Linked DNA regions of Homo sapiens: region 2 is linked to region 1. The links are chromatin loops, found by intact Hi-C in ENCODE. Cell type or tissue: PC-9. All regions are shown on one strand. Links, peaks and the distances in the headings refer to the core of each region. The heading gives the core; the rest is flanking DNA. Region 1 holds the start of LOC105375469 (a long non-coding RNA gene). Region 2 overlaps LSM8 (LSM8 homolog, U6 small nuclear RNA associated).

Evidence for each region. Peaks named below come from ENCODE experiments on the same cell type or tissue, not always from the same donor. Only the 100,000 strongest peaks of a DNase experiment are listed, where the experiment ranks them.
Region 2: a loop joins it to region 1, with 3 times the contacts of the local background. A loop is called at or near these places in 1 of 110 quality-filtered maps.

The regions. Positions count from the first base shown.
Region 1 is chr7:117,708,016-117,724,329 of GRCh38, forward strand. CTTNBP2 (cortactin binding protein 2) reads right to left here. Exons shown (of 23, transcript NM_033427.3): 20 at 13,052-13,115; 21 at 11,489-11,621; 22 at 10,003-10,104; 23 at 2,636-3,767. The coding sequence ends at 3,522. It overlaps LOC105375469 (a long non-coding RNA gene), which reads left to right and starts at 7,868. Exons shown (of 3, transcript XR_927902.3): 1 at 7,868-7,956. RefSeq lists a silencer at 5,667-6,192. In PC-9, for the core only: a CTCF peak has its summit at 7,996 (motif pointing left); a DNase peak (open chromatin) is centred at 7,936.
Region 2 is chr7:118,188,068-118,204,381 of GRCh38, forward strand. LSM8 (LSM8 homolog, U6 small nuclear RNA associated) reads left to right here. Exons shown (of 4, transcript NM_016200.5): 3 at 211-338; 4 at 3,845-15,968. The coding sequence ends at 3,935. Among named protein-coding and RNA genes, the nearest start is that of LSM8, 12 kb to the left of the region's middle. RefSeq lists a silencer at 2,791-3,006 and an enhancer at 7,961-8,020. In PC-9, for the core only: CTCF peaks have their summits at 8,005 (motif pointing left) and 8,212; a DNase peak (open chromatin) is centred at 8,034.

The sequences.
Region 1 (16,314 bases), core at 4,821-12,820:
AGTTTGTCCTTGTTTTCTTTTTTTTTATTATTATTATACTTTAAGTTCTGAGATACATGTGCAGAATGTGCAGGTTTGTTACATAGTTATACACGTGACATGGTGGTTTGCTGCACCCATCAACCCGTCATCTACATTAGGTATTTCTCCTAATGCTCTCTCTACCCTAGCCCCCCACCCACCGACAGACCCTGGTGTGTGATGTTCCCTTCCCTGTGTCCATGTGTTCTCGTGGTTCAACTCCCACTTATGAGAACATGCGGTGTTTGGTTCCTGTGTTAGTTTGCTGAGAATGATGGTTTCCAACTTTATCCATGTCCCTGCAAAGGACATGAACTCATCCTTTTTTATGGCTGCATAGTATTCCACAGTGTATATGTGCCACATTTCTTTATCCAGTTTGTCACTGGTGGGCATTTGGGGTGGTTCCAAGCCTTTGCTATTGTGAACAGTACTGCAATAAACATACTTGTGCATGCGTCTTTATAGTAGAATGATTTATAATCCTGTGGGTATATACCCAGTAATGGGATTGCTTTTCTAATGTCTTGAGGTATGACATTTAGGTTATTTTGGATCTTTGTCCTTTTTTAATGTATATTACTATAAACTTCCCTCATAAAACTGGTTTGCCGCACCCCGTAAGGTTTGGTATGGTGTTTCCATTTTTGTCTCAAGACATTTTAAATTTGCCTTTTAATTTATTCATTGATCCATTGGTAGTTAAGCATGTTAATTTTCATATATTATTGAATTTTCTGAAATTTCTTATTGATTTCTAATTTCATACCATAGGTCAGAAAAGATATTTGATATGATTTCAATCTTCTTAAAGCTAAGTCTTGTTTTGTGGCTTAATAATGACCTATCCTGGAGAATGTTCTGTGTGTGCTTGAGAAGAATATATTCTGCTGTTGGAAGAAATGTTCTGTATATACCTATGTCCATTTGGTCTAAAGTGTAGTTTAAGTTCAATATTTCCATATCGATTGGATGATCTGTCCATTGTTGAAAGCGGGATATTGAAGTCTCCTACTGTTATTGTATTGCTCCAACTTCTGATCCTTAAAATTTGCTTCATATAGAATACCATAAAAAGTTCTGAGATATTGATTACTTATTTTATGAATGTGTGAGGCAACTAGGAAGGCTTTACTGCGTTATCTAACACTCATGGACAACCTGTAGGTTTTTTTAACTACAGAGAAAACGTAATAGAAAAGATGTGCCAGGCACAGTGGCTCATGCTTGTAATTAATCCCAGCACTTTGGGAGGCCGAAGCAGGTGGATCACTTGAGGTCAGGAGTCCAAGACCAGCCTGGCCAACATGGTGAAACCCCGTCTCTACTAAAAATAAAAAATTAGCTGAGCGTGGTGGTGCATGCCTGCAATCTCAGCTACTTGGAGGTTGAGGCTGGAGAATCGCTTGAATCTGGGAGGTGGAGGTTGCAGTGAGCTGATATTGCACCACTGCACTCCAGCTGGGTGACAGAGACTCCATCTTAAAAAAAAAAAAAAAAAAAAAAAAAAGATTAACTTGTCTCATGCCACACAGCTAATAAATGGCAGTGCTTAATTCATCCCCAAGGCTGTTTACCACCAAAGACTATATGACCCCTCAATGCAGCCTCCACTTAAGTAATGCAGTTAAGAACTGCCAACACTAGGTGCCATGATAGGGTATTGACTCTCAAAGATATTTGACCATGACCCAGTTATATTTTGTGTCACATATACATACATTCCTACATCCACGATAGAAACAAAAGTCTCACCAACAGTTCTTGTATTGACTGTGAGACAATAAAAGATGACTCTGACATTTTCTAATTTTTAATGCTAGTTGTAACTCACTAAATTGCTATAATGACCCACTGGTATTATACCTGTATTTGAAAGCCGTGTTCTAAATGTCCTTTTTAGACATCTTGCAGTCTGCCCTCAATTACAAAAAGTGCATTTGTTGAATGTTACTGACAGTCACATGGATCAATTACTACAAGTCATCTTAATAATGTATTCCAAAAATGGTTTTGTTTTCTCACCTCTAGTCCTTGAGTACACTAATGGGATCTTTATCTTCAGAAAAGCTGCTAATATAAAACACAATGCCTTATCACTAACAAATCAAATTAGATATAATCTAAGCAGGTGTATGTGAGCAGGAAAAAAACCACATTAGAGCCACCTGAATCTAGATATGATCTATGATTTTGACAGCATTCAGTTTTGTTCTCAAGATCAGTGACATAATCTTTACTACATATTGTTATTTTTAAGGTATGTGCAGTTTTGTAACAGCAATACAATGCAGGTATGTACACTTCATTGTAAATAACCATTCTGGCGAAAAAAAGGCTTTCAATGACTTTGGACAAGTAAATGATTCTTGGTACAAAATCATACTTCTTTGGTATTTATGAAAAAAAAGGAAGGTGTTTTAACTCTGAGCACCCAATTCCTGGTGCTCCATTTAAGTATTTAAGATGTTTCTAATTAGGGTTGAGTCTTGTTGTGAACAGCTAGTGAAATACTAACATGGGAGGGCAAGTTTTATGAGCATTGATAAATTGAACACAAATTATCTGTTACAGAGACTACAAAGAGCTATAGATAAAAAGTACAGCAAAATGATTTCATGAAATCAATATTTTATTCAGTGTCAAAGCATCTTAACTGAATTGTGTAAGTAATTTTGTCTGTAATTTTAGAAGTAACATTTGTAGAAAATATCAATATTATCAGTTGTGCTACTAGAAATATTGAAGGAGTTAATTCTGAATTTATTCATTTATGCAGTTATCTATATCCACTTAGGTACAAAACTTTTGTAAGAAAGATAACACTTTTATTGCATTATAATTTCATATTTTACAGGAGTCATAATGCAAACTTATAAGCATAAATATATACATGATGCTACCAAATGGCAATGTAACCACTAAGAGATTTAAAACATAAAACTAGAATTTAACAAGCAAAATACTTAATATGGCTTTTAATGGAAAATAACTGTTTAGAAATGATTTGTTATTGCCCCATTCTAGTCATTCCCCATCAAGTGAACATAAAATTATGATCTCCATTTAAAACGGTACAAGTTATCTAAGCCAACTTTGTACTTTTTTGCTACTTTTTTGTAGCATGTATGCAGTATGATTTCTGGACTTCCTTAAATATACATACATATATACATATATACAGATATACAGTACACAGTTCTGTTTTAATACCCCTGAACATCTTGATTAAAACTATTACAATTTTTCTATTATAAAACTACTTGAAAAGTTGGCATAACTTCCTGGTATTGAAGTTCAATCCTACAGAATTAAAAAAAAAAGCAACAAAATGTTGGTTATAAATACATTCTTTACAAAAAAAAATTGAATAGTGGTCCCGCACTCATAATTTATATTACAGTGAAAACATTTTATCAATTTAAAGGTATTTGTATCTTGTTGTCCTTGGTTTCTGTGTGAAATAGAGGAAGTTAATAATGAGAATATTGTAGGCAGGCCTATTTGTTAGGTTTTTCTAGGTGTTCATTTTTGTGTAAGTTCCAATTCACTTCTTTTGAGTTGTTGTTGATTTCTATTTGCCTTGTATTACTGCTGCTGCTGCTTCTTTTGGTGTTCTGGGAACACTGGGTGACTTTACTTCTAGGAACAGGAAGAAAAGATTTAACTCTTGAAACACCCAACTCAGTCTTTGATTTACTGTTGCTGCATTCAGTAGTTTGATGGCTGCTGAGAGGACTGACCTCCTGTAAGAGACAAGAAACCACACAAGTTTATCACAAACTTCTCCTGTTATGAGCCCTACCCCTGCCTCCTCTTTGAGCAAATGTACAGGAGTTTCTCTCTAAAACTATAGGTTCTCGTGAAAAATCAAAAGAAAATGGAGAGGAGAAGCTGAGTAATTAATTTCCTATAGACTTACTGCATGATTTTCATTAATCCATCTGCTGTTACAAAATTCCTAAATACAGGAGTCAGTGAATCAAGTGCTAAGGCGTCGATCTCCTTACCAACAGAAACTTCACAAAATTACAGGCATGAGGAAATCACCAAATTGGAGTAGTCCCATTTGTAGGTAGCTCTACAAACTATGTCACCTTGGGTAAATCACCTAACTTTTCTGCTTTCTACTTTCAAGTCTTAAAAGTGAACTATTACTCAATAATCAAATAATCTGGGGGCATATAGGAGAAAACATAAGAGAAACATTCCTTCCCTAGCAGAACCTACATTCATCTATGGTTAGGCCACTCAAGATCTTCCATACTTGGAAGCTGCATGTTCTCATTTCTCTAATGTTTCAGAAATCCTGTGATTACCTGGTCAATGTCTCTCATTTTGCCCATGAAGAATCTGAGAGCTGGATAGGTAAGATGATTTGCCCACAGTGAACGGAGTGGTGAAGCTGGGACAAGACCTCAGGTCTCCCAACTTTCACTCAAGGTATTTTCCCTATATTGCATTAAATTCTGCAAACTAACAAACATGACATGACTCCTACTAAGTGACCTACTCTGAATGCCTCTGAAGGAGTTGACCTTGATAACTTCTCCTCTTCAAAAGTAATAATGCACCCAACAGCAATATAACCATTACAAGAATTTAAAACAAAACTAAAATTTAACAGGAAAAATCTGGCTTCATCTGGCAGTTGCGGCAGTTGCATTCTCCTGGGTATCGTCTTATATGACATTGGAATCACCTGGGGGAGCTTTAATAGTCATTGGCTGGGCCCTATTACCAGAGATTCATATTTAATAGTTCTGGGGTGTGGCATGGACATACGATTTTAAAAAATCTTGCGGCCAAAGAACGCCTAGCTTAACTCCTCACTATCCTTTTTCTCCATTGAGCAATTAAATCAAGGGTCCCCAAGCCACAGGCTGTGGACCAGTCCATGGCCTATTAATAACTGGGCAGCACAGCAGGACGTGAGCGGGGGCGAGCCAGTATTACCACCTGAGCTCCGCCTCCTGTCAGATCAGCAGCATTAGATTCTCATAGTAGTACAAACCCTCTTGTGAATTGTGCAAGTGAGGGGTCTAGGTTGCCCAGTCCTTGCGAGAATCTAATGCCTAAAGATCTGAGATGGAACAGTTTCATCCGGAAACTACCCAGGTCCGTGGAAAAATTGTCTTCCACGAAACCAGTCTCCAGTGCCAAAATGGCTGGGGACTGCTGTCCTAAATGGTAGCATTTTTCTTAGCCCTCTATAAGTCACACATTGATAATCTTTCCCTTCAGAGTATTTCAAGCTCTAAGTATTTCCCAAAGTTCTTTCTTTAGCCCTCATTTATCTCCTGCATTTCCACCCCACTAATTCACCTATATGTCTAGCCACACTTCAAATTCTTTCTAAAACTGTATTTATTGCATTTCTTCAATACTAATTTCTAAAGCCTTTCCGCTTGGCTCATTACTGGCTAATGCTGCTCTCCCAGTGAATTTAGCAGGAAATCCTCAGTTATCTTTAGCAGCTGCCTTTCTCTCTCTCCTCACCAACCTAATCCAATGTTACCCACAAAATGGGCAGAGAATTATGGCTGTGTTTGTGTGAATAGGAAGGTAAAGGATAAGTCCTCACTAACTGGCATGTCACTAAAGTTCTTTTAAAGTTTGGCTCCAATCCCCTTTAAATCCTATTTTTCCTTTACTTCCCTGTTAAAGTCCTAATTCTTTAAAGCCCAACACAACATGTTCATTAAACTACCCCTAAATCACCAAAGTGAAATCTCTTGGGGTCAGATTTTCAGACTCAGCTAATCTTAAGTGGAACAGCAATGTAACTCTAATATATACTTGGCTAGTGGTTTGGGAAAATATAAAAACACTGAAACAACAAATATGTAATGGAGAATAAAGAGGGGACAAATCTGGGGTCCAGGCCACCTGCATTTACAGGGAAAGGAAAGAGAAGTCTAGACTGCAAGAAGCTAGCTTAGAAAGGCAAGAGCTTCCTGATAAAACAAAAAACAGATGGGCTCGGTTTTAACTACGTCCGAGGAAGCCTGGAAAAAGGCTGAGCTACATCTGGTGAGGGAACACATCCTAGTCCATCCTCGTCACCTCCATGTGTACTTGATGGTATGTTAAGGGCGAATCTGCTTAGTATGTTCTGCTTTTGTTTTGTAAAGATGCTTATGCTGTCAAGTTACCAGAAAGAAAATGAGAAGTTACATTGCTTGTCATGAGTTGGATGGTGATAGTCACAACTGTAAAAACAGTGCAGGTACCAGGATCCAATCTCATTTTTCCTAACAAGAAATTACTGTTAAGTCCGCAAAATGGGACTTGGTCATGGGCCTACTAAGGCCAATTAGAACTTGTAATTTGGTTTAAAACACCAGCAAATGCAACACATACGTAGTATTCAGAAAACATGAAATATGGCATTATAATAAGGATAACAGTTAGTTGCTATACAGAATCTGGTGGTGAGGGGAGTTGTTTAATTTTGCCATTATTGTCAAATCTACAGAGTTAATTAATGCCATGGCCCAGAGGAAGGAAAGGAGACATACACTGTTCTAGTCTGTTTCTGTACCTGCAACATGATGGTGAGGGGAGTGTACCTTCATGGTCTGAGGCAGGAAATATCCACATGAAATAAAGTACTGAGAAGTACCCAGAACAACTAAAAACATGTAGTTTGGTCAGTCCCTGGAAGTGTGAGGCTAGAATGGAAGGAGTTAGGATGAGAACATGGAGAATCACTTGGGCTTAGCGTGAGCCACAGCAATTCAAGGCCAGGAGTGCAAGAATAGAGCAGGTGACCAATGCACAGCATCCTGCCTGAAAAGTGCTCCTGACACCCTGGAAGTCAAGCCTAGGGGGCAGCGGAGTTTAGGAGCAGGAGAGTTACAGGTGTTTAATGCTTCCTGGGCTAAAACCCCCGAATTATCTGTATTAAATGTATAACGTTTACTATCCATATTGCTGTGCATGTTAAACTCAAAAACTAATTTGTGTAGAAAGGCACTGACCTAAAGTAAGTTTTATTTAGCCTTAAAGAATTGGTAAATCAGAGCAATTCATTCAATACACAGCATCTACTAGAAGCTAAGAAGATATTGTAATTCCTCTAGATGGGAAAGTTAGGGGCAGGAGGAAAAGAACAACATGTAGGGAAGGTGGCATTGGGGGTGAGTCTTTAAAGAGGCACAGGACTGTGACGAGAGAAGGTTCTATGGGGAGGAGTACAGAGGGAAGTAGTAAATTACATGTAAAAAAGGAACATGTGAAAAGCTACATGAAGGCATCTCAATCCCTCTAAAGATATATTTGGAAAGAAAGAAATGGGTGGAAAATGAAGATGACAGATCAGGGCTATGTTTTAGAACAGTGGGTCTCAACCCTGGATGCATGTAAGAATCACCAGGGACCTTTAAAAAACCCATTGTCCAGGCTTCCCCTCAGACTAGAGTCCAGGCCCTGAAGTTAAAAAAAAAAAAAAAAAAGAAGCCTCAAGTGGATTTCATCATGCAACCAAAGATGTGAACTTGTCCTTTCAGAGGATTAGTTTGGATTTACATAAAAGGAAAACATTTATTAACATTTGTTCTTCCTGTTGATTTAAATATGTATATTTGTTTTTAATTCAGAAGGCCTGCTAAATGCCACTTGATTAGTAAACCCAATTACTCTCCCTTACTGTTAGAGCAGTGAGGAGTTATATTGTTGCAAATAATAAAGATAACTTACTCATTTTTGTTTTCCAACAGATAATGATGGTTGCAGGGCCCCTCTTCAATGGAGGCATTGCCAGCCTTCTGGCCATGAAGGAGAAAGTGATTTCAACTAACCCAGGAAACTCTTACCTCTAAATGGAGATACTTCCTGATAACAGAAGAAACTGGGCATCTAACCCAGAAATACCAGCTGAGTAGGAGAAGAGAAAAGGCATCAGCCAGTCAAGGTTTCAGAAGGCTGCCAACAGTAAGTACCACTTTGCCCTCTGCTGGCACTTTCTGAGAAAAACATCATCTAGCTCTTGGGGAAGAGTCCCTCCAAATAAGTGTCTTCAGTGGGCAAAGGGAGAGAAGACTAGGAGGCAGCGGTCCTAATTCCCACATCAAATTGCACATTTAAACAATAACATAGTTTTTTTTTCTTTGTATAAGAGCCCAGATAGTATAAAAGGACTCGCTTTAAAAAATATCTTAAACAAAGCTGCCCAGAACTTTGACTTTCAGTACTACTTTTTTTTTGTGGACAGTACCTTATTGTAGCAACTCAATATGGTCATGTGACAGAGAAATAGGGGTATGACAATGTTTGTTTCTTTATTAGACATTTAAGCAGCAGCCATTCTCTATTTTTACACAAGAAAGTGATTTGGGCTTATGGGGAAGGTGGTTCACTGTTCCTCTTGCTAAGATCCTCCTGGCCCCTTCCACTGACGATGTTCCACAAGGAATCCTAAATTCTTGGGTCCTAGAGACTGGCGTCCAGTCAAGCACAGCTCAGAGCAAGCCAATAAATACAGGGGGAGTGAGTTGAGGCTTTAAAGATAGCAAAGGGATGGGCCCTAGACTGTTTTCCAACCAGAAGGCTCAGTGCTGACTCCAGGTCACCTTCTTAGGTCATCCTCCAAATTTTGCTGGGCTTCTAAATTGTTCCCAGTTGAACAAAAAAAGGCAGACATTATGATAGAGTGAGCTTGAAAGCCATGCTTTTCTTCACAGGACATCATGTTAAATATTTTGTATTAGAGCCCCCAGCCGTGTAAATTCCCACTCCCATACCTGCTCTCCCAATGCATGCAGCTCACATAGTTCCACATGTAATAGCCAGGATCAAAACTTAATGAAGCAGTGAGGGAGCGGGGCTGTGGGGCCCAGTGCCGCTAGGTGATCAGATAAAGCTTAATAACTTAATAGTCTCACCATGCTTACTTTATAATCCTGCTCTCTGCGCCCCACCTTCCCACCCACACACAGGTCTTTGCCGTTCTCATCTACTCCCAAGGTGGCTTACAATCAATCAACATGGTTTGGTGAACAAACCATATATTACAAAGTGCTTCTGTGAAGTCTGCATCCTCACAACTAATGAGTGAGACATTTCTCATTGTTTCTGCTCACCCAGGAATACCATGCTGTGCCAGCTCTTGCCATTTATTAACCAACTGATAATGGTGCAGTGCTGTAGTCATGGAAGCTATTTCAAAAGGTTAAGGAAGTCTACTGGAATCCTGGTTCTTCTAGTTGCCATTCAGACTTATTTTTAAAGTCTCATTGAAATGTAATGCATGTTATGGAAAGTCAGGATGAAATAAAATTGAGATTTTTTTTTTTTGCAATGTATAAGACCTTTATGTTATCACTCAGTGCTTTGTTTTGTTATAATTAACTCTAATTTTCTAAAATGCAGGAAACCTTAGGAACAACCAAGATGACAGTTTTGTTACCTTAGTACCCCCGCATCCACAATTTTGTTTTCTGTGATCTGGAAATACACAATTCATAAATTTGCAGGCCATTCTAAGTAGCATGATGAAATCTTGCACCATCCTACTCTGTTCTGCCCTGGATGTGAATCAACTTATTCATTCTGTCTACATTACCCACACACTGACCACTTAGTAGCCCTCTAGGTTATCGGATTGAAGGAATATAGTGTATATAAACTTTGGTACTATCTTAGATTTCAGGCATCACCTGAGGATAAGGCAGAACTACAATATTTCTAGTTTTGTCATATAAAATGAAAAAAAAAAAAACATGGAGATCTCAACAGACACCCAAAATTTTGGAATCAAATTGAAGGGAAAAAAGTAATGCTTTCCTATGTCATTTTTTTCCAAAATATTCTATAAGTACTCTTTCTAAAACCTAATGAACACTTTTACCTTTATCCTATTTCTCAGTTCTTAGCTTTGGTTTAAAAAAATAACTCTGTGATTCACACTGAAAGATGATTTGTGAAGTCAATTCCACAGCAATCATCCTTTGTTCACTTTGGGGAGAAAGGGACACTTACCTTTTGTGACACTGGCATTCTCAGATTATTAATAGTTGCTGAAAGTACAGGGTTGTTTCCAGAACTATCAAACATCCTTAAATCATCCCTGGAATCAGCAATCTAGAAAATACAGAATTTGCCCGGTCATGTCTCCACAGTCACACTGTGCATACTCAAGGCACAGCTAAATGGTGGAGAAATCACAGCAGAAGTGTTACTCTTATCCTCTTCCCTGCCCCTCAAGTCCTGAACTGTTCACATGAAAGAAAGACTTCAAGTCTTAATGTAAAACTGACAGCAAATGCATGAGAAACATCCTCTAAGGAAAAAGAATCCACTTAAAACGTCAAAAGAAGACCAGAAGAACTCTCTAGGGAAAAAAAAGGCACTTTGCAAGTAAAGAAAGGATATAAAATTTGCAAGATTTTAATCATTACCTTACTTTTCCAGTGGATATATACTTTGTTTCCAACAAAGTTAAATAAGAGTGAATTCTACTTTGTCGTAGATATTATGACGATTCAAATAATACAGTTGAGTGTCTCAGGGGAAGCTGAACGTTACAGCCACTCATAAGGCATCTATCAAGGCAGCTCGGTGAAACCTGCTGCAGATACTAGAGTGCCAAAACAGGTTGAACTTGATGCTGTCCATGTTTTCTGTGAGATTTCAGGTCACTGTTTTCCATATTTGGTCTCAAATTTCACAGCTTAGAGATTATGATGATATGCATTATACAAGCTAATTCTTTTTCTCATTTGCAAAGAAAGTTGTTGCTTGGTCTATAACATAAGTCTGCTGTGATGCTTGTTATAATTTTCTTACTGATAGATGACTGATATGCCAAAGTTAGGAATGTGGAAAGGAAAAATATCTGAGGAAACTCAAATTTAGGCTTATATAAAAAGCTGCCCAGGCTGGGTACAGTGGCTCACGCTTGTAATCCCAGCATTTTGGGAGGCTGAGGCGGGCAGGTCACCTGAGGTCAGGAGTTCAAGACCAGCCTGACCAACATGGCGAAACCCTGTCTCTACTAAAAAGTCCAAAAATTAGCCAGGCGTTGTGGGGGACACACCTGTAATCCCAGCTACTTGGGAGGCTGAGGCAGGGAGAACTGCTTGAACCCGGGAGGCGGAGCTTGCAGTGAGCCAAGATCCCGCCACTGCACTCCAGTCTGGGCGACAAGAGCGAAACTCCATCTCCAAAAATAAAAAAGAAAAGCTGCCCAAATGAATTGATGTGACTTGTACTAATGCAATTAACATACAATTTTAACTTCAGGTCTTGGAGGAGTTTGGAAAAGCAGGCTTCACAAAGTAGAGCTCCTTTATTGTATAAATGATATTTAGGAAGAAACGGCCTTTCTAAGCAAGGTGAGGGATGGTTTGATTTGGATCATTAACCATACTATCAATAAGGAATTTCTTTTAGGGAATTGTGGTCCCCCAAAAGTCTCCCAGCTGTTGAGTAGAGCCATTCAATGCCCCCCATTTGTACTGCTCACCTTGCTGATATCAGACTCAGACTTGCTGGAGCACATGCTCTGAAGTTCCTTGACAAGATCTGCTTCGTCATCTGAACCCAGAGAGAGTCTCTGATCCAAATTCAACGTCAGTGATAGATCATTCTCTAAAGACCTAACACAAAGTTCAGAAAAACGTTTTTCAAAGTGAGAACAATTCCCAATTTGGAAATCTAGACACTGTACCTTTTTTGGGATTTGGTGTGGGGTAGGGAAAATGTTTTTAATAGCCTTTAAAGTATTTCATAAATGTCATTTAATGCAAGAAATTTCCACAGGATTTTGGTAACTCCTACTCAAAATTCTTGAGAGGATAAAATTTTGTTTCACAAAGAACTTCACTTTGATGTACAATATTCCAAGCTCCTTATTCTTGCCGTTTCTTGTCTCCCAGGCCAGATAGGATGCTAAACACTGTGGCATAGGGGACAATGTGATAAAATGGGACAAACACGGATTTCAAACTTGGCTCTATTGCTAGCTAGCAATATGACCATGCACCAGGTTTTCTTAACACCTCAGTTCCTGGGTTCCCTTTTCTGTAAATAACCCTTATGTGTACATCCTAGGGTTGCTGGAAAAATGATACAGGCTGTTGCAGGTCATGGATCTAGCTGCGGTCCTGGCAGAAAATAGCGTGCCATGCAGTTTCCTTCATCTCCCTTCTCTCTCTTTACCCTCCCCTCTTCTGTAATGCTGCAAACCAGCGGACATGATCCTAAATGTTACATGCCAAGTGACAGGGCACACAATTTATTGGGCTATCATGGGGACCTATTTACAAACTGCCTAAACATTTCTATAATTGTCCAAATCATCCTTTATACCTTGATATTTGTAAGCTGAAATAGTCTATTTCTTAGGAACAATATAATAAATTATCACTGTAAATTTATAGCACTTAAAAATCACGCCTGTAATCCCAGCACTTTGGGAGGCCTAGGCAGATGGATCACAAGGTCAGGAGTTCGAAACCAGCCAGGCCAACATGGTGAAACGCCGTCTCTACTAAAAATACAAAAATTAGCCAGGCACGGTGGCAGGCACCTGTAATCCCAGCCACACAAGAGGCTGAGGCAGGAGAATTGCTTGAACCTGGAGGTGGAGGTTGCAGTGAACCGAGATCATGCCACTGCACTCCAGCCTGGGCAAGAGAGCAAGACTCTGTCTCCAAAAAAAAGAAAAAAGTCATACTGTTTCTGTAAATCTGTGGAAAAGTCATCTAATGACTATCTAAAAGTTCACAAATGCATAAACAAAATTTGATCAAATGAAACCTATAATATTTCTAACCTTATTCAACAAATTACAAGCAAAATAGTCTTCATATTGCATTATATTAATCTTAACGAACAATTTAGACGTTATCCAAAGACACCATTAGATTTCAGTTTAATATCAGCATTTGAATGACATATATAACTTTTTTAAAACCATATTAACATAATAGTCATTCAAATGAGAACATGGAACATTTAAAATAGTAATTGAAGTTACTTGATTTATCTTTGTTTGCTGTGAGTTAAATTTGAAAGGGGAACTTACTTTTGTTTTGACAGAGAAGCATTCCTGTTACAATTCAGCTGTGATATAGTCTTATTTTTCATACCTGTTAAAAAAGAGAACCATTTTCAATAGATCATTATCCCTGTGCCTCTTGAATTCTGTATTTAAAAGAAACAGACTGTGGACTTTGCAGTACTTTCATACTGTTCTTGGATTAGTATCCAGGATTTGAGGAGATTTTCCCCAGGACAGAGGCTCTGGGCATAGCCTCCTGCAGAGGCACTGTGGGAAAGTCAAGGAATAGCCAACTCCCTCGAGTACATTTTGATGGAACTCGGTACAACTAACACTACCTGAAGCTCAAGTCAAGAATCCTGAATTTCACTTTTATGGATGGCCGTTCTTCTCTTTAGTCAAGTCCCTAGTTCCTTAGGCCCTTGTTCTCAAAGGACCAAAAGAAGATTTTAATACCTGCCTTTTGATGATGGTAATCACCCTTTCTCTACCTTTGTGTGCATTCTAACACTACTATGTAATCAAGTATAGTTTTTGATATGTGGCATTAGCCATGTACTTGTAGAAATTTAACTTTTAACAGCTTTTGCATTATACAGAAGAGAAAATATGAACAGGGTACAAAAAGTCATAGAATTTAAATGCTGAAAATCATATGTTTTTTAAACTGCAGATTATGACACAGTTAAAAAAAGAGAAAATAGCCTGTATTTCTTGCTGGAGGTATACTGATGCATATCAGTTATATATACACACAAATGCAGAGGCTTGTGTGTACAGATCATGGTGTAAAATGTATTTCTCACAATGGGTTATGGTTGAAGTTTGAGAAACACTCTTATAAACCATTTTAGACTCAATGTTATGAATGCATTAAAACAGTTGCTTTTGAGTGAATTCTAAAAATATTAATGTTGTCAACACAAATTTTCTCTAAAGAATGTTTTGGAAAAGTAAATATATCCTCATTAAAAGCAGATCAAAGAAAATCACTGTCGAGTTTCTTTAGTCATACTTCTGTCATTATTGTCCAAAGCACTGACTAGTGGCTTCTACTAATTACTACATAGCGCACAGCCTTGGGCTCTGCCCTAAAAGCCTGGGATCTGACATCATTGGCCTTTCTGTTTTAGGTCAGGAAAGAAATGGGCTGTCTCTTTATCAAATTTGATAAGCTTCCATAGTGATCTGCATGCAAAAGGATTCCTGTGTTGGTTTTTTTTTTTTTTTTAACCAAAGTCACCCCAACCATTGTAATAATCATATATACAGTGTAATTATTGGAAAAATTTACCATTATAAAAATAACGAGAGGCATGTCAGTCATGGTTTCTAACCCAACTACTGACTCATGAATTATATACTTTGTAAAGTTAACTTTTAGAAATTTCCTTGAAGTCAGTGTAAACTCTTGTAGTTTTATTCTGTCAAAGAAGTTCATGCTTCAAAGAATATAACATTTGATATCAAATAGTTCTAAAACTAAAATTATTAAAAATACAAATAATTTCAAGTCTATTCATCTTTTTTTACATTTAAGCGTAATATAGTTTTCTGATCCAGACTCTTCCATGATACTGCTTTAAATTCATATTCATTTTGTTGATTCTGTTTGTCTACTCTAAAGCATATACCAACAATTAAGTTAGCTCAAAAAGTTGGTCTTAAACTTTATAGAGATTCTAATAAACTTAGAAATGACACAGTGAAGAGCCTCAATGGGTGTCCAGTTATCTGAGTACCCATAGATCACTGCACGTCTAATAAGATCAGGGTGTTGTGGACTACAGAAAATAGCACTGGGCTTGCAAGAAACAATTACAGAACCGCATATTTCCAGGAGAGGTGATTTGGAGCAGGTGCCCAAGGGTTTCTGAACCTCAGTTTTATTCTCTGTAAATGGAGATCATTATCATTGTCTTGGAGCTTTCTTGCATACTGAAAGGACTAAGAGCAAATGAAAGGTATAATCCTTGCTACAGAAAGTCATCTGGGGGTCTATACTAAATTGGTGGGCTGGAGTCTAGTGATTCTTACTCCCTAAATCAAACACTCTGACAACTCTGGGAAGTAATAACAAGCTCTTAAGATCAAAACAGTATCTTATTATCAATATAAAATACTGATCTTTTTAAAAGTATAAGAAAATTCATTTTATTCAGTAAATTTTCATTCAGTCACTTAAAAAGGGGTCACAATTTGCTATCATGCACTTAGGGTAATTGGGGAACCCTAGCATATATTGATAGGATTAAAAAAACATTAAATTTTTATTAAAATTAACAAAATACAAGCTTAAAAATGAAAATATACTCATAACTAAAAGCAACTTTATGTTTTTTAAATATAAGATTTTAAGCACCTCATTTAGAAACCCCACTGCTATAAAGTTGGCATAAAATTTCACAAAACAAATACTTTGAGAGAGGAGGAAAATGAATGACATAATCTGAAGTCCACAGTGCACATGAGGTGGAAATTTCTTTTCATTTTTATTCCAATTTGGATTTGTTTTGGGAAAGACATTTATAATTTATATAATAGCTGATTATCTTATTATCAATGCCAAAAGGAATAGGCCTAACACCAGAAGATACAGACGTGTTACATCTTCTTTGTTAGAATGAAAGCTTACATATTTTTCACTTGATGTCCCATCATATGAAATCTGTCCAATTTATTAGAATATAAACTCGATGACGGCAGGATCTTTTTTTTTTTTTTTTTTGAGACACAGTCTTGCTCTGTCACTCAGCCTGGAGTGCAGTGGTGTGATCTCGGCTCACTGCAACCTCTGTGTCGCAGGTTCAAGCAATTCTCATGCCTCAGGCTCCTGAGTAGCTGGGATTACAAGCATGCGCCACCATGCCCAGCTAATTTTTGTATTTTTAGTAGATACAGGGTTTCGCCTTCCTGACCTCAAGCTATCCACTCGTCTTGGTCTCTCTCAGTTCTGGGATTACAGGTATGAGCCACCATGCCTGGCCGGAATATATATATTTTTTACCACTCTATTTCCAGTGCCTAGACTAAAACCCAGCACATGGTACACGTCATACATAAGAAAGAAATGTGTACACCTGATTCACCTGGAAAGGCCTTAAATGGGTATCAAATATGTCTCTACACATATTTTTTTAATGTAAGATTAACTTAGGAGTGACATAATGGAGAAATATGCCAATGATTTTATTATGTAATAATGCAATGATTATACAAATTGTGAACACCAAGAGAAACAAAATAATAAATAAATGACCATTAACAAGTTAAAGATTAATTTTGGA
Region 2 (16,314 bases), core at 3,468-11,467, 480 kb after region 1:
GTGTGGTGCAGGTCCCCCCACCCCAGCCAAATAACCAAGAGGTAAATTGTGTACCCTCGAATACTGTTGGTTATAAAAAAGGCATTTTATTTGCCGTCGTATAGGTACTTGTATTGGAATACCTGGCAACTAAAATGACTGTGAGGTTAAATTTACACTTTCAGGTAAACCAGAATATTTCTCTTTTTCTCCTGAATATTTTCTTTACAGGGAACACTGAAAGGTTTTGACCAGACCATTAATTTGATTTTGGATGAAAGCCATGAACGAGTATTCAGCTCTTCACAGGGGGTAGAACAAGTGGTACTAGGATTATACATTGTAAGAGGTGACAACGTGTAAGTAAAATATATCTGTTAAAATTATAAATGATACTGCCTTACTTTATGGAGAAGAGGCTTTCCCCAAAATACCCTACTGTATTGTCCATACATAGTTAATAGAATCTTGCATTCATTTCTTTCGTAAATATACCTTTTCTTATGTTTGTGTAAAATAAGGCATATGTATACATTTTATGTCAGCACTTCTTTAGGTTTCAACCAAAGCTGTCTCTCTACAAATTAAACTTTTACCTGAGATTTGCCCATTTTTCTACTAGTTAAGTAGCCTGGGTAGAGTCCAGAAAGGGCTCTGCCTTATATTAAATACTTCATTAGAGAGACTTCTTAAAACGTTCTTTCAAATACCCAGAATTTTAGAGGAACATATTTCTAGAGTCCAAGGCCAAAGTTTGAAAAATGTTTTGAAATCTCTGATTTGAACAATATTAATTCATGCTCAATAACATAGGTGTATTTATAAATAAGTACTTACTCGTTATTCATTTTCTTTTAATTTTTTAGTATCATTGACACACTTAAGATGTCCCTGTGGCCTCAGTTTACTTGGGACAGACAGATATAAAAGTTCAAGAGTAATTGGCCAGGCATGGTGCCTGTAATCCCAGCACTTTGGGAGTCTGAGGCAAGTGGATCAGGTCAGGAGTTCAAGACCGGCCTCGCCAACATGGCAAAACACTGTCTCTACTAAAAATACAAAAATTAGCCAGGCTTGGTGGCGTGCGCCTGTAGTTCCAGCTACTTGGGAGGCTGAGGTGGGAGAATCACTTGAACCCAGGAGGTAGAGGTTGCAGTGAGCCGAGATCACCCTACTGCACTCCAGCCTGGGTGACAGATTGAGACACCAATTCAAAAAAAAAAAGGCCGGGCACAGTGGTTCAAGCATGTAATCCCAGCACTTTGGGAGGTGGAGGCGGGTGGATCACTTGAGGTCAGGAGTTCGAGACCAACTTGGCCAATGTGGTGAAACCGCGTCTTTACTAAAAATATAAAAATTAGCCAGGCGTGGTGGCGCAAGCCTGTAATCCCAGCTACTCGGGAGGCTGAGTCAGGAGAATTCGCCTGGGAGGTGGAAGTTGCAGTGAGCCGAGATCGCAGCACTGCATTCCAGCCTGGGCAACAAGAGCAAAACTCCGTGTCAAAAAATAAAAAAGAAAAGTGGCTAATGTGGTTCACGTGCCGTGGCTCATGCCTATAATCTCAGCACTTTGAGAGGCCAAGGTGGGTGGATCACCTGAGCCCAGGAGTTCAAGACCAGCCTGGCCAGCATAGTGAAACCCCGTCTCTCCTTAAAATAGAAAAATTAGCCTGGTGTGGTGGTGCATGCCTGTAATCCCAGCTACTTGGGAGGCTGAGGCAGAAGAATTTCTTGAACCTGGTAGATGGAGGTTGCAGTGAGCCAAGGTTGCGCCTTTGCACTCCAGCCTGGGCAAAAAGAGTGAAACTCCATCTTGAAAAAAAAAAGAAAAGTGGCTGATGTGACAGAGGAACTGAATTTTAAATTTTATTTAATTGTAATTAATTTTAATAGTTACATGTGGCCAGTATTAGTATAGTTATAGAGGCTAGAAGAATGCCAAATCAGTTTTCTAGTGAGTACTACACTGAATCAAAATATAGTTGGAAAGAAGCAAAAGATACATTAGCAATTTTAAGCTAGAACATTTAACAAATTCTAGGGGACTAACTGTCCCCTGGAATAACTTAAAAAGTGCAGGAATAATTTACTCATTTAAGTTGTTTATGTTAGCATCACCTTTAGATGAATAAATAATTTGATCTGTAATCAAAAATCAAGAGTTTATAAAATATTTTAGAGATGACTTTTAGGTGGAGTTACAAGGTGAGCTGTAAGTAATGAGAGAGAGACAGAGCAGATAGGGCCCAGGTCTCTGGATCAGAACAACACTGTTTATATTGGAGCTGTGCATAGTAATTGATTTTAAGGTTTCTCCTACTTAAAACAATTTTTTTTTCTTGAACTTCAGTGAAAAAAGTCTTGTGCTAGAGCCAGCTTCTACTGGCCCATGAAAGCATATTGTTATATTTTAAGGAATTTTACAAGCTGGTTAATTGATGTCTTGTTAGTAGCTTGAAATTGGCCGTGGTGGGAGTGTTTGCACAATGGATATTAGTAAATGCAGCAAATCAGTCTCCCGCTTTTTTTCCAGAGAGCTGGTTTTTAAAAATGTATCAGCATTTCCCTGCTTACCATAGGGATTTTAAATGATACTGAATATTATCATTTAAAATTTAAGAATATTTAAGAGTGGAATTGAGGCCTTTAGTTTGAGAAAACTTAATTCATTCTGCCAGAGTTTCATATTTTTCATTTATTAGATGATTTAAGACTTTATATACTTTAAAGCAAAATTTGGCAAATCCCTTATTACTAGTATTCGTCTTTAGAATTTGGCCGGGCACAGTGGCTCACACCTGTAGTCCCAGCACTTTGGGAGGCTGAGGCTGGCGAATTACCAGAGGTCAGAGGTTCGAGACCTGCCTAGCCAACGTGGTGAAACCCTGTCTCTACTAAAAATACAAAAATTAGCCGGGTGTGGTGGCATGCGCCTGTAATCCCAGCTACTCGGGAGGCTGAAGCATGAGAATCGCTTGAACCTGGTAAGTAGAGGTTGGAGTGAGTCAAGATCGTGCCACTGCACTCCAGCCTGTGCAACAAGAGCGAAACTCTATCTCAAAAAAAAAAAAAAAGAATTTACTCTCATTAAAACCAAACAAATGTAAACCCAACCAATACTTTTTAAAAATAATATTTCATAGACATCTTGTGGTCTGAGTGATAACATTGAATATTTCCAGTTAGAGGGCTATGGGTTGGTTATCTAGCGTGGTATTAATGAATTTAAAGTTATAGATACTATGTTAGTGTTGAACAAGAAAAAATTTTCTAGCTTTTAACCTGAGCCAATCACGTCAAAAATGATTTGTTAGATACCAAAGTACTTGTTCCTACTATTATTTTTGTATATGAAGAACTGGCTTTGGATTTAACTGAAAACTTAGGAAAACAATCTAATCGCTGTTGTCTATATCATTGATTTAATTCATCAAAGTTACTCAAATGATTGATATTTTTACTTGCTAATTATTTTAGGAGTGATTTTGTGAAATTTATTTTTAATACAGTCCTAGAATTGAATTGAAATATGGTTTGGAAGTTTGAGGGTTTTTTACTGTGTCTATCCTTGTGTGTCTGTTTCCTTTAAAGATTCATGATACAATCACTGTGTACAATGTGTCCTTTAATATTGGTTCCTGTAATAATGTGCCTTCAAATTATTTCTTGAGTTTTGTGACTTAAATATGCAGTTCACTGACTCACGCCAATGTTGTTTGCTTTTTACCTTAATTCTTTTTACTGTGCTCTCTCAGTTTTATTTTTTGGAAGAATGGTACTCAGTGCTTTGATTTGATTAGTAAGATTTTTGAAACACATGTAATTTATTTCAGAAATGTGATTGTTTTAACTCTGACTTTTTTAGTGCAGTCATTGGAGAAATCGATGAAGAAACAGATTCTGCGCTTGATTTGGGGAATATTCGAGCAGAACCTTTAAATTCTGTAGCACACTGAGGAAAAACTACATACTTGGACATCTGTAAATCTTTGTACAGAAACTGATTATTCTGAGGATGATATATGGAGTTTTTATGAGTGTGTCACTGGATTTTGACTCCTTATTGATTCATTGTAATATGTAAATTAAAATATTTCTACATTTTATTGAAAAAAAAACCTTTTTTTTTGCCTAAATATAAGTTTGGTAGCTTGGTTTCTTTTTTTTATTAAATAGTGTGAAAATATAATGGGCATTTTGAAAACTTTTAGAAAAAAGTAGTACTTTTTGATACTTTAGTATTTATGGAAACTAGTGGAAAAGAGAAATTAGTGTGCTATATAAATCAGGCATTCAAGTAACAGTAATACAGGATATATGTGTTTTCTTTCCCTGATGTTTAGGAAAATCACAGGAGGGTAAATCTTTGCTGGAGTTATCTGAATCATTGGCATTTATCCGATTCCACTGGTGGTAGTTTGCTAGTGCTTCTAAAAGTTGCTCCCTAGCACTGAGAGGTGTGGGTAGGTAAAAATGTGTTTGCTTGAGAAAAGCAAAAATGCTAACAAGGTTTTGATAGATTGGCCCAAAATTCTAACTTGAATATTAAGAATGACTAGGAATGGTAGAATTGACAGAGATGATTAGTAAAGTCTCTTGATGCCCAATTGGTTAGGTATGAAAGTAATATGAACACATTAATGTTGAATTTTACAGACAGTATATTTGAAAAAAATTGATTCCATGTAGTCTTCAATTTTTAATTTTTAAGAATTGGAGAATTTCTAATGTTAAAGTTAGTTTATAAATGTGAGTAAATAAACTCTAAGTTTGTATTGAAGTAGTGCTAGCTATTATTGTCAGCAATTTTCCATGATTCATTATCCATAAACCTGATTTCAGAAGACGTCAACTCAGTTTTTTAAATAATTGAAAGAAACAATGTAAGTAGTGTTTAGATATTCAGGCTAGTCCATAAAATTTCTGATCAACTCATGTATAGGCCCAAGTGTGTGTCTTTGTGATGAGAAGAACATAGAAAAATATTTACATCCTTGTAATTGAAACAAATTTAAATAGTTTATTTGTTTTGTTTTTATGAAAGTGCTTAAAAATAGTAGTTGGCAAGCTTTTTCTATGAAGATCCAGATAGTCTTTTAGGCTTTGAAGGCCATGTGGTCTGTCACAGCTACTCACCTCTGCTATTGTGGCCTACAAATAACCATAGATAATACATAAATGAATAGTGGCTGTCTTCCAGTAAAACTTCATTTATAAAAATGGAGGTGGGGGTTGGATTGGGCTTGAAGGCATAGTTGCTGACCCTTGGCTTAATACAAGTTCAATAAGAAAAAATGAACAATTTGTATAAATTCTGGAATAGATCCTTATAGAGAGTTTAGAGGTGGGTTTCATTCATATTTTAAAATATTTTAAACTTCATACTTATTAAACATAATAGCTTTTTGGGGGAGGAAAATATCTTCACTCAAATCAGCCTTATAAGGGGAGAAGCACTATTCTCTAGAATTATTTGGTTGATGTTAAGGGCTGTCTCTGGGAGAATTAGAGAAGTTAGCTAGTATTGGCTATTCATAAGTACTTGACTTGTAGTATAATGTTTTATAATCAATTTATTAATAAAATGATGGAAAGTGGGTAAGGCAAACAGGCAAATTTAGGGACTGTGAATGAAATATTGTAGTATATGGCATTTTGAATTGGTAAAGTAATTCCAAAAATTAAATAAGAATACACATTGTTCAGTTGCTAAGAAAAATGCATTCTAACAGTACAAATGAAGTCCAGAGTCAGATCTTTTCTCAAAATACTTGGCATATCAACACATTACACATAAACAAATAAAAACCAGTCCTGTCCCTCATGATAATGGGTTTCTAATGTGATGTATTCTTGCAATCTGAAACACCTTATAAAGCTGTATTTTCCTGATTGATGTTGGAAAAAGCATTCCCAAAATGTGAATTATTGTTTTTATGAATAGTTACAGAGGATGTGATGACAATATGCCAGATAATCTATGTAATTCTTTATTCCTGGATACAAGCACATGGTGGACTGTTTTCTCACAACCGATTAAAATTGGATTTATTTTTGCATGAGAATTGTAAGGGAGCCACAACCATGAGTAGTAACATAATTAATATACAGTGTCAATATTTTATATTTAATGAGACATTTATTCTATAATCAGTTCTTATTTATAAAGAGGCGCAAATCAATTTCAACCTGTAATTACCTCTGTGCTTTGTGACTCAGGCACAATCTAAACCCAGCTTAATGAATCAAAGAGATGTTTCTTGGCAAGATATTTTCATTAAAGTTATTTGGAAAGGGCAATTAACTGCAAAAGGGACTTTTTTTTTTTTAACTGACAAGATACTATCTAAACTAATAGTTTAAAATAACATTGCTTTTATGTCAAAGCACTTTGGTAACTTGGCCTCACATGCTGACAGTTTTGGCTAAATATTACAAATCTTGATCCCAGAAGAGCAAGAGAGAAAGTTTTACTAATATTTGCTTAAACATCCTGTTTAACAACTTTATAACATCCTTCGGAATTTTTAAGGTAATAATGTGAGATATAAGTATGATAAAAACAACTTTTAAATGGTATTTAATGCAAATACAGAATAACGATGTCAACATTTTCCTCAGCCGTGTAACCTGAGATTCATCATGGGAATGAGAAAGTAAAGGCCCTTTGTAATGGCATGTGAACCAGACAATTTAGTAGCCAGGGTTGTAAGGCAACTCTTAACTGACAATATAGTTAGTATATTCTGGGCCTTCATCTTCAAAATTAGTAGGTAGTATTTATTGAGTGCATATCATGTGCCAGGCCTGGTGCTGAGTGCTTACAATGATCATTTTATATATGGGAAAATTGAGGCTCAGCAGGGTCAAGTGACTTGTAAGAGGTAGCACTAGTAAGTAACAGTGCTCAAATTCAACTAGGTCTTTCAGCTTTTTATACAATACTGCCTGTTATCAGAAAGTATAGTCTTAAAATCTGCTATCAAGCATCTATCAGAAGCCTGATGAGAAATATTCAGATGATCTAACGCAGTTCCCAAACCTGCATTGTGGGCCGTTTTCATTACAATTACCTAAGGTGCTTTAAAAATTTTCTTGGGCCCTACTCGTTGTGGTTCAGCAGCTGTGTAATGGAGCAAAAAGGAATAGTCACTAAACAGCGAAGGAAAGTGGTGGAATTATTAAAAGACCTAGCACTTACCTGCTGGGATGAGTCTCTAACCCCACAGAATTGATTTCAAACACAGGATCTTATTCAAGATAAGGATAATAACAGCTATCTTCTTGGGTTGTAAAAAGTAGCATTAGACTGCATTTTAAACATTTGGTATGATTTTGAGGACATAACCGTAAACAGCTATTTAATACTATTCCAGGTAGTCAAAGGCCAATGTATAAAAGTTAAAAATATAGGTCTTGTCAGCTTTTTAAGCGTCTGTCCCACTGACTACCATATCTCTACAAGAGAATAGATGAGGAATTGAGGTTATGTGGGAAGTACGTGTAAGTTTACAGTATTAAGAAATGTACAATAAAATTTGTTTCTATGTCAGCGAATATTCTTGACTCAAGGAGTTTGAAAGTGTAAACTCAAAGGTCTTTCACATGTAAAGAGGAACCTCTCCATTCTGTACTTGTATAGTCATTACCTCATATAGATTTAATTTTATTAAATTAAATTTTACTTATTTTGGGTTTAAAAAAACTTGGGCTGTGAATCTCAGTTTTAAGTCATGGGCAAATTTGATAAAAATTCCTTTCTGTCTACATGTAATACTGAAAAAAATGTTGATAAGGTAAAGCTATCTCCATTTAGATTGATACCCATTAAATAGCATAGTGCTCCCATTAAACTAGCGACAAATTCATTTAATTGTGAGATATCTAGTACTTATGCTCCATCCTGTTTATAGGGATTATTGATGTGAGATTTGGTCAGATGCTTTGATGTGATCTTCATTCCTCTGTATAGTGGGAAACCATGAGACGTGCTTAGTCTTCATAAATCGATGCTGCCTCCTAGTGGCCATTGCTTTCTTTTCTACCTGTCCACAAACTTCAAAAAAATAGATTTTGGAATTTTGTCAGGGACACTTATCAAGCCATTAATACATGCCAGGCAGTATGCTCAAAGCTGTGGATAGGCCAGGGAACAGTATTCTTGTGCTTGTGAAGCTTCTATCTGTCTGTATCTACCTCAACCAAATCATCTTGACTCAGATTTACTGTCGAAGGTCGTGTTATTTCATCAGATTCTTTCAGTATTCTGGGATATAATTTATGGGTTCTGGATTCATTCAAAACAACTAGAAACAGTCTTTTTAAAATAAATATAATTCAAGTCAATTATTTTCCCCATCTATTTTTTTTCTTTTAAGATTGCTAAGTCTGTAGGTTGCATAATTCTAAGGATAAAGGCGAAATAGGACTTCACCAGGAGAATTTCTTTCATTAGTTAACAGTATGCCATCTCCTACTTACTGGCATCATCTGGGGAATGAAGGAGCTGAGAATTGTTCTTCCAGATACCTTTCCGACCTCTTCTTGGTTTTGGCATTAAGTTTTTTTTTAACTCAATTTTTGTGTTAGTTTTTTGTTATGCCTTTTCATTTCCTTCTTTTTTTAATGTTTCTTTTTTTTTAAGTCCTTTAATTTTTATTTATTTATTTATTTATTTATTTATTTATTTATTTATTTATTTTTGAGACACTTCTTGCTCTTTCGCCAGGCTGGAGTGCAGTGGTGCAATCTTGGCTCACTACAACCTCCGCATCCTGGGTTCAAGCGATTCCCCTGCCTTAGCCTCCCGAGTAGCTGGGACTACAGGCACGCGCCACCACACCTGGCTAATTTTTTTGTTTTAGTAGAGACGGGGTTTCACCATGTTGGCCAGGATGGTCTTGATCTCCTGACCTCGTGATCTGCCCACTTCGGCGTCCCAAAGTGCTGGAATTACAGGCATGAACCACCACGCCCAGCCTAAGTCCTTTTATTTTACAGAGTATTACTTGTTAGAAATGGCACAGATCAAGCATTGCTACAACTGGTATCAAATTCCCATCAATGTCCCTACAAGGATATGATACGCTTTCTCTCTTCTCTTTAGGGTAATGTTCAATTACACTGCATATATTTTGCTATTATGTAGGTTTTTTTTTTTTTTCCACATATACTGGCTTTACAAATGCCATATAATTAGTATGGTACCAAATTGTTATTACATTTGAAATACGTTAAAAAGAATCCAGGAGTCAGGGTGGGTGGGGAGACAACTCCAGGGACACAATACATTGTGTCTTGTATTAAAAACTAGTGTGTGTTGGGGTGGGGAACAGGCAGGAAACTAATATGTTTCTGTTTGATATATGAAAATATGCACAAGCTATCATGTTTCATCTCATATCAACAAAATGATTATAATAAATCATACTCTAGAAAACTCATTAACTGATACAAGTTGCCAGAAAATGCTGCACTATGGCTTATTTCACATTTTAAAATAAATGCCCTGAAAGTGATCACAATGATAGTTAAAAGTTAAATTTTTTATTTTAAAATTTAAATTTTTATTTTAAAAAATAGCTCTCTGAATCTGACTTGGATAAGCTTTATTTTAATTGTGATTCTGCTAATTACAGAGACACTTCAATTCACACTCATAGGAGGTATGATTTTTAAAAGGAAATTGTTGATTAGGGTCTTGGGCTAGTCCAGTGTAGCATGGCAGTGAAAGGCACAGACTCTGGAGTCATACTTAGTTTGCAGAGCTTAGCATATTAATCTTACCATGTCTTAGTTGCTATGAAAATGAGTACCTGCTTCCTTGTACTGTCAAGATTAAGATAAGCAGTTAGCACTCCCTAGAACATACTAATTTGTCAATATTAATGATAGCTAACAATTATCCTGATATTGAATGATGGACTCCAAATTATTTATTGTGGCCTAGGAAAAGTACTAAGAAGTAATTGATAGCATTCCCTGATAATTTTGGTGAAAAGAAAAACTATGAAAATTCTGGACAGGACTGGAAATTTATTGTAAATGAAAGTATGCTTCCCTGGTGCAAAGGTAATGTGATGTTTTTAATCACATATTTTAAAATTAAAAATTTGATCAAATTTTTAAAAGTAACACGAGGCAGAGAAAGTACAGAAAGGAGCAACCAGAGTCAAAGTGATTAAGTTATAAAAAGGTTAGATTTCTTTGGTGTGAAAAGATAAATGAGAAATGAGAATATGCCAGAGATCTGAAATGAAGAATGGATAAGAGCTTGCATATTTAATTTTGTATATTAAAACCAAATATTCTATGAAGATTGGAAGGATAATTTTAGGTCAAATGAAATTCTACATTAAAGAAAGAAGAATAAACCTTAACAACTCATTAGTAATCCTTCATTTCCTGAGTATTTACTGCATGACAGTAACAGAGATGACATGCCCGGTAAACTGGTGTTTGAAGGCAATATATAAAAGCTTCCCATGCATGGCAAAGATGCATTTTCCTCTATGCATAGCAATATGGGAGAGATTGGAGGAGAATCTTCATGGAAATGGATGACTTGTGCTTGACCCTAAGGATAGTAAGGATTTCCATAGATGGTTAGGAAAACTTCAAATTGGCAGACAGGAAGGCAAGAAGGAGTAAGATGTGGTTGAGTAATAAGGAGTAGACTGACCTCTCTGTACAGTAAAGGCTCAAATCCTTTTTATTGCAAAGAAAGGACCTGTCCTTCACCAGTTCCTGGAAGAAAATCTCTTGAGTCCTTGGGATGTCTTACCTGTTAAGAGTGCTTTTGTATGCCTGAGACCATAGGCCTTGCTGTTACAGTTTAAGCTCTGGGAAACGAGATTCAGGAGCTAAGGTCAGTTATGAGGGAACTGAATATTTATGTGACTGAACCCTCATAAAAACCCTGAACACCAAGGCTCAAGAGAGCTTATTAGCAATACTTTGCATGTGTTGGTAAACACCGTTGCTGAACTAGGTGCTGTCTGTGCAGCTCCACTGGGAGAGGACATCTTGAAGTTTGTGCCTGGTTTCTCCTGATTTTCACCCTGCACACCTTTTCCATTTACTGATTTTAATCTATATCCTCTCACTATAATCTGCAACTGGGAGCATAGCAGCTTTTCTGAGTCCTATGATTCCAAGTGTATCAATGAACCTCAGTATGATCTTGGGGACCCCCAACTCACTATCTAAATAAAATTTTCATTGAAAATTAGTGAGAAGGGAAGAGATGGCCTTCAATACTAGTGCAAAGTTAATACTTTATTCTTAGAGCAGCAAGTTGATTTTAGGGGATTAAAAATCTAAGACGTTTAAGGGAACATGAATTTGGATGCATTGAACAGAATTGGTAACCTGAAGGAGAAACTGGAGGCAAATTGTTTCAAGTTAGGAAGCTATTGCAGTAATTAAACTGAGCTGACACATTTTCATGTCAGATTTTCAGATATGATAAAGGCTGGAAGTACAGAGTTTCAAAAGATGTACATAAATTTATGGAAAGGAAATTTTGGAATGGTGATTCTAACCTTTAAGGTTGGTGCCATGGAAGGAAAACAAGTAACTTTGCAACAATCTGTTCAACAATGAGAGTTACCAAATGCCAGACACTGCTAAGTGCTGGGAACTTAGATGTAACCAAAGACTTAAAAGATACTAGTCTTTAAGACAGGCTTTGAGAAATTCAAGTGTAGGGTAAGGCCACCTCCCCAGCAAGTAAATACTGACATGGTGAAGATATGTATTGGGTGATATGAGAGCCCATAGGAGAGACATCTAAAGTTTAATAGCAACACTAGGCTGGACTGAGTGGTGAATACGTTGATATAGCAATTTAATAAATGTGTTATTGTCAATGTAGGCATTTTGCTCATAGCTTAGGGCAAGTGATAAAAAACAGAGCTTAACAAAGGACTGGATGTTTTAGTTTGACAGCAGTGTCTAAATTACAGATTAGAGAACTAATGACTAGCCATACCGAAGACATTTATCTGGAAATGCCTTCCCTAAGTGCCAACAGAGAATGAAAATATAGTCAATAGCTTTAAGTGACCCCATGCATCTTAATGCCTTTCAAGCAACATGTTTTTCTGACTTCCAAATATAAACAACCTAAGCATTGTGCAGTAGCCATGAGGGACTAGGTATCCAAGTGCACATTATATTGGCTTTGTAGAGCCATTGGAGGGAGTAATAGTTTCAGAGTCATGAAACAAATCATAAGTAGCTGCTCTGGTGCTCTCTAGAGGCAGAACTTGCTGAATTTGAAGACTATTAATGATGCAGCTCTCACTGGTACAAGTGAAAAACCTCTCAGCCCTACACAGCATCTTTAAGAAAGCTTTAATTTTGGTTTTTCAGAGCAATATTCACATGACATCTTTCGGATCTGGAATCTTAATTACCATTAGGTTGGAACTCTACCTGAACTAAAAATAAGTGGTCTCTATCACGTTGAAATTACTTTAATATTTTCATTTATGTTTATACTATTTATTTAAATGCGGAGAACATGGCTAACCATTCAGGACCATTTAATTATCAAATTATTAATGATTCTTCCATAATAAACAAGCAAACTGTCATACTTGTTGACTTATATTTCATTCCATGGAATTCAAATTTAATTAATTGATAAATCACATTGTACTTTATAAGAGTTTATTCCTTAAGTGTTTGAATTTACACTTTTTTCTCCTGTGACAGCATCTATTCCCAAGGCAATCAACATTTTAATGGAACGAACTGAGGTTTGCAATTGCTAATGTTATTCTCCCATCCCAGTTTCTACTTGTTTCTTGTAAAAAAGGAGGTTTCTAAATCTTGACTGTTGATTGACAATTAATGGGCTAAATTTCCCATTAGCAAACACTTTTCACATATACACTAATATTAGTATCTAAATTATATTAAAATCTAATTTGGTAGCAATTGACTTGAAATTTGTGATACTTCAACTTGTGCTAGGTTGTAGTTTTGCTTGTATCACTCATAGTTACTAAAAATGCAAAAGGCAAATTTGAAATAACTATAAAAATAAACCTTTAATGAACTTTTTAATATGCAATACTCAATTGTAAATAACCATTATCTTTACTGAATCAGATGTTTCATTAACTGTTAGCAGTTATTTCGAGTTATTTATATATCACAGAATTTTGAACTAAAGATCATCTAGCTGAATTTCCTTTATATTAAAGAAGAGGAGAAAATCTTAATACTAAGTATGTGTGAGCCTGGAGCTGCCATGGAGCATGTAGAGAGAGTCTCCTAGTTGATACCAACTCAGGAAAGCAGAATCAAGCAATAAAGAGACATTTTGGGCCTGATGACATCATTTCAGCACCTGGATCCAGCGATGCCTAAAGATGTGACTCCTAGACTTTTCACTTACATGAGCCAAAACGGTTCCTTTGCATCAATAAATCGCTCTGTGATGCATTTTATAATGTACAACCAAGAATCTCAATATTTATTATTTTGCATTAAATATCAGTAAGTTTGATATAAAAAGCTCAGTAAAATTCATTAATTTGAGAATGTGTCTATATCATAGTAAAGTTTTAAACCTACATAATTTTCAATATTTATACCTTTTACTGCAAAAATAAAAATGAGTTTATCCTTGCCCTAAAGCTGTAAAATTAAACTCTGTACAATTCTAGTTATTTGAAATATAAAATAAAATTATTGGTCATTTCATGTATACATTTGTGGTAACACTTTAACTTTTTCCCTGTAAGGCCATCTTTTGTATGTTTCTGTTTCCATCAAGCAGGCTTTTAATGCAACTTTATCTTCTGGGTTTCCCTAGTCATAATTAAGGGTTTGGCCCTAGTTCACAAGTAATCTTCCAGCACAAATTTTATAAACAAATGCCCTGTGAATCTGCATGGCATAAATCAAGTCTCTAGATCCTGATCACTTCTATGTGAATTTGTAATATTCTGCTTTTGGACTTGTAAGACCAAGAGCAGACTCCCTAAACACAGAGGAGGCAGTAATTTAGGACAGCTTAAACATTCTGGCTGACTGCCTCATCAATGCTATTTAATAACAGAATTCTGGGGATGTCTTGAAATAGATACATTGGCAGTTTTTTTGTTTTTGTTTTTGCTTGTGTCACACATAATGCTGATGAAGAAACCATGAAGTGTCATATGAAAGGAAGTTACGATTATTATTGGTGAGTACATCAGTTAGAATGGTATTTGGCTATAAGCACTGGAAACTCTGACTGCCAGTGGCTTTAACAGGCAGGAGGAGTTCATTTATCTCGAGAGAAAAGAACAGAAAAGTGAAAAGCAAGGCAGTTCAGACTGGGGCACCTACTCAAAGAAGTGACCCAGTACCCAGGCCACTATTTTCTCTTTGCCATCCTTTTGTTCTAATAATTTGCCTGTCATCTCGTGACTCATATTTTCCATCTAATTAGAATAAAGAAAGATGAAATAGGAAAGTGAGATTATCATATGGGAAAAATAAATGCTTTCCCAACTATAACCAGCAGACTATACTGGCAAAATATACTGCTTGAATGCCATTGGCCAGATCTTTGTCATATGGTTACCCTAACTACAAGGGAGGCTAGGAAGGTGAGGGATTTTTTTCCTTTTATAGTGACATTTTGCCACTCCAAATAAAAAAAGGGTTGCTGTTAGGAAAAAGAGAAGAATGGGGATGGGGTGAACAACCAACAATGCTGCCATTGTGCTAGTATAGAAGCAAGTATCTCAGAGGCAGGTGAAAACAACTTCTATGCCCAAACAGAATTCTTTTTTATCTCTGATATAAAATGCAGAATATGAATTTTAATAAATTCCCCAGGTGAGTCATATGCACATTAAAGTTTGAGAAGCACTGATCTATACTGTCTTTCTACACACTTTTTTACCTTACTTTATCCTTCAGGATTCTGGCGTCAAGTCCCTCCCTATCAGTCTTTAAAAACTGTAGCCTTAAATCAGTAGGGATATAGAAGACATGAACAATACTTTCATCCATCTTGACCTAACTGCCATTTATAGAACGTTCTATCCCAAGACATCAGAATATATATTCTTTTTAAACATTTAATGAAAGGATTTAACTCCCAAACTCCAAAGCAAGATGTTCTAAGAAGACTCATTTAAAAAATTAATCTCAAAAAACAGATTTTAAATTGTACAGGAGAAATGCTTATATGAGAACAGAATTATGGGGCACTCTGAATACTAATTTAAGAAAGAAATATAAACCCCTTTTAAAACTCACATAATTTTCCCATTTCCCTTGAAGAAGATACTAATATTTCTGATATCATATAGGAGTAAAAATTGCGGGGAGGTCCTAATATCCAATATTAATAGAGCTGTGATTATTCAAGCTGTAGACTTAAATTTTTTAAATAGAGTAATGGTTGTTTAGTAGAGATTAATATCTAAATAAGGAAAATGAAGAAAGGGACTAAAAATCAAGTAAATAGGATAATTGAGTTTCAATGGGCAAGAATTTTTATATCATGATTTTACCACTCTGAATATCAAAGTCAGTGATGTCTCCAAAAGGCAAAGGGAAGTGTACCAATTTTTGGAGCACTATAAAAAGTGAAAAGTCATCTGCCAGATCTAACATGGTATACTCTAATGGAAAAATCATCAAGATTCTCTTCCTTTTTATGATTCTATAGTAACAGTTTAGTTGAGAAAATAAATCATAATTTGTGATTTCAAACATTTAATATGTGCACATGTATATTATAATATACTCATCCTTTATATTTATCATGCTTTTTTGAATAAATTTGCCACCTTATTGCATATGAAGAATATCTCCATATTCTTACAGCTGTTTTTCTTGGTTGCTTTCTAATTCCTTTCCTCCCTTATTGGTTACCTATGAATTGCTCAGTTCTAACAATGATTTGTAAATTTTAATACTATAGATATATTGCTGTTAATTATTACACCTAAAAATAAATTATTTTACAGAGGCTACTAAGAATGTCCATGTTTTTTTCTGAGATTCTTGCCATATTTTAAGGGTGATATGTAATTATGGGGATAACGGATGGTATGTAAAAATAGCAAGGACACACTTTTTTAAAAAAGAAAAGTTTACATTTGAAGGAAGCCCTGGACTTTGATGATTTAAGAAGAATTTTAATTATTGTCCTCAAGCAAGATTCAATTTTCTGGTTTGATGGGGCTATATTTTTCATTTACTACAGTAAAAAATAAAGCATATGAAACTATAAACAAGACACCTGCATGTGTATGCTTATCATTGCACGATTCACAGTAGCAAAGTCATAGAACCAACCTAAGTGTCCATGAGTGGTTG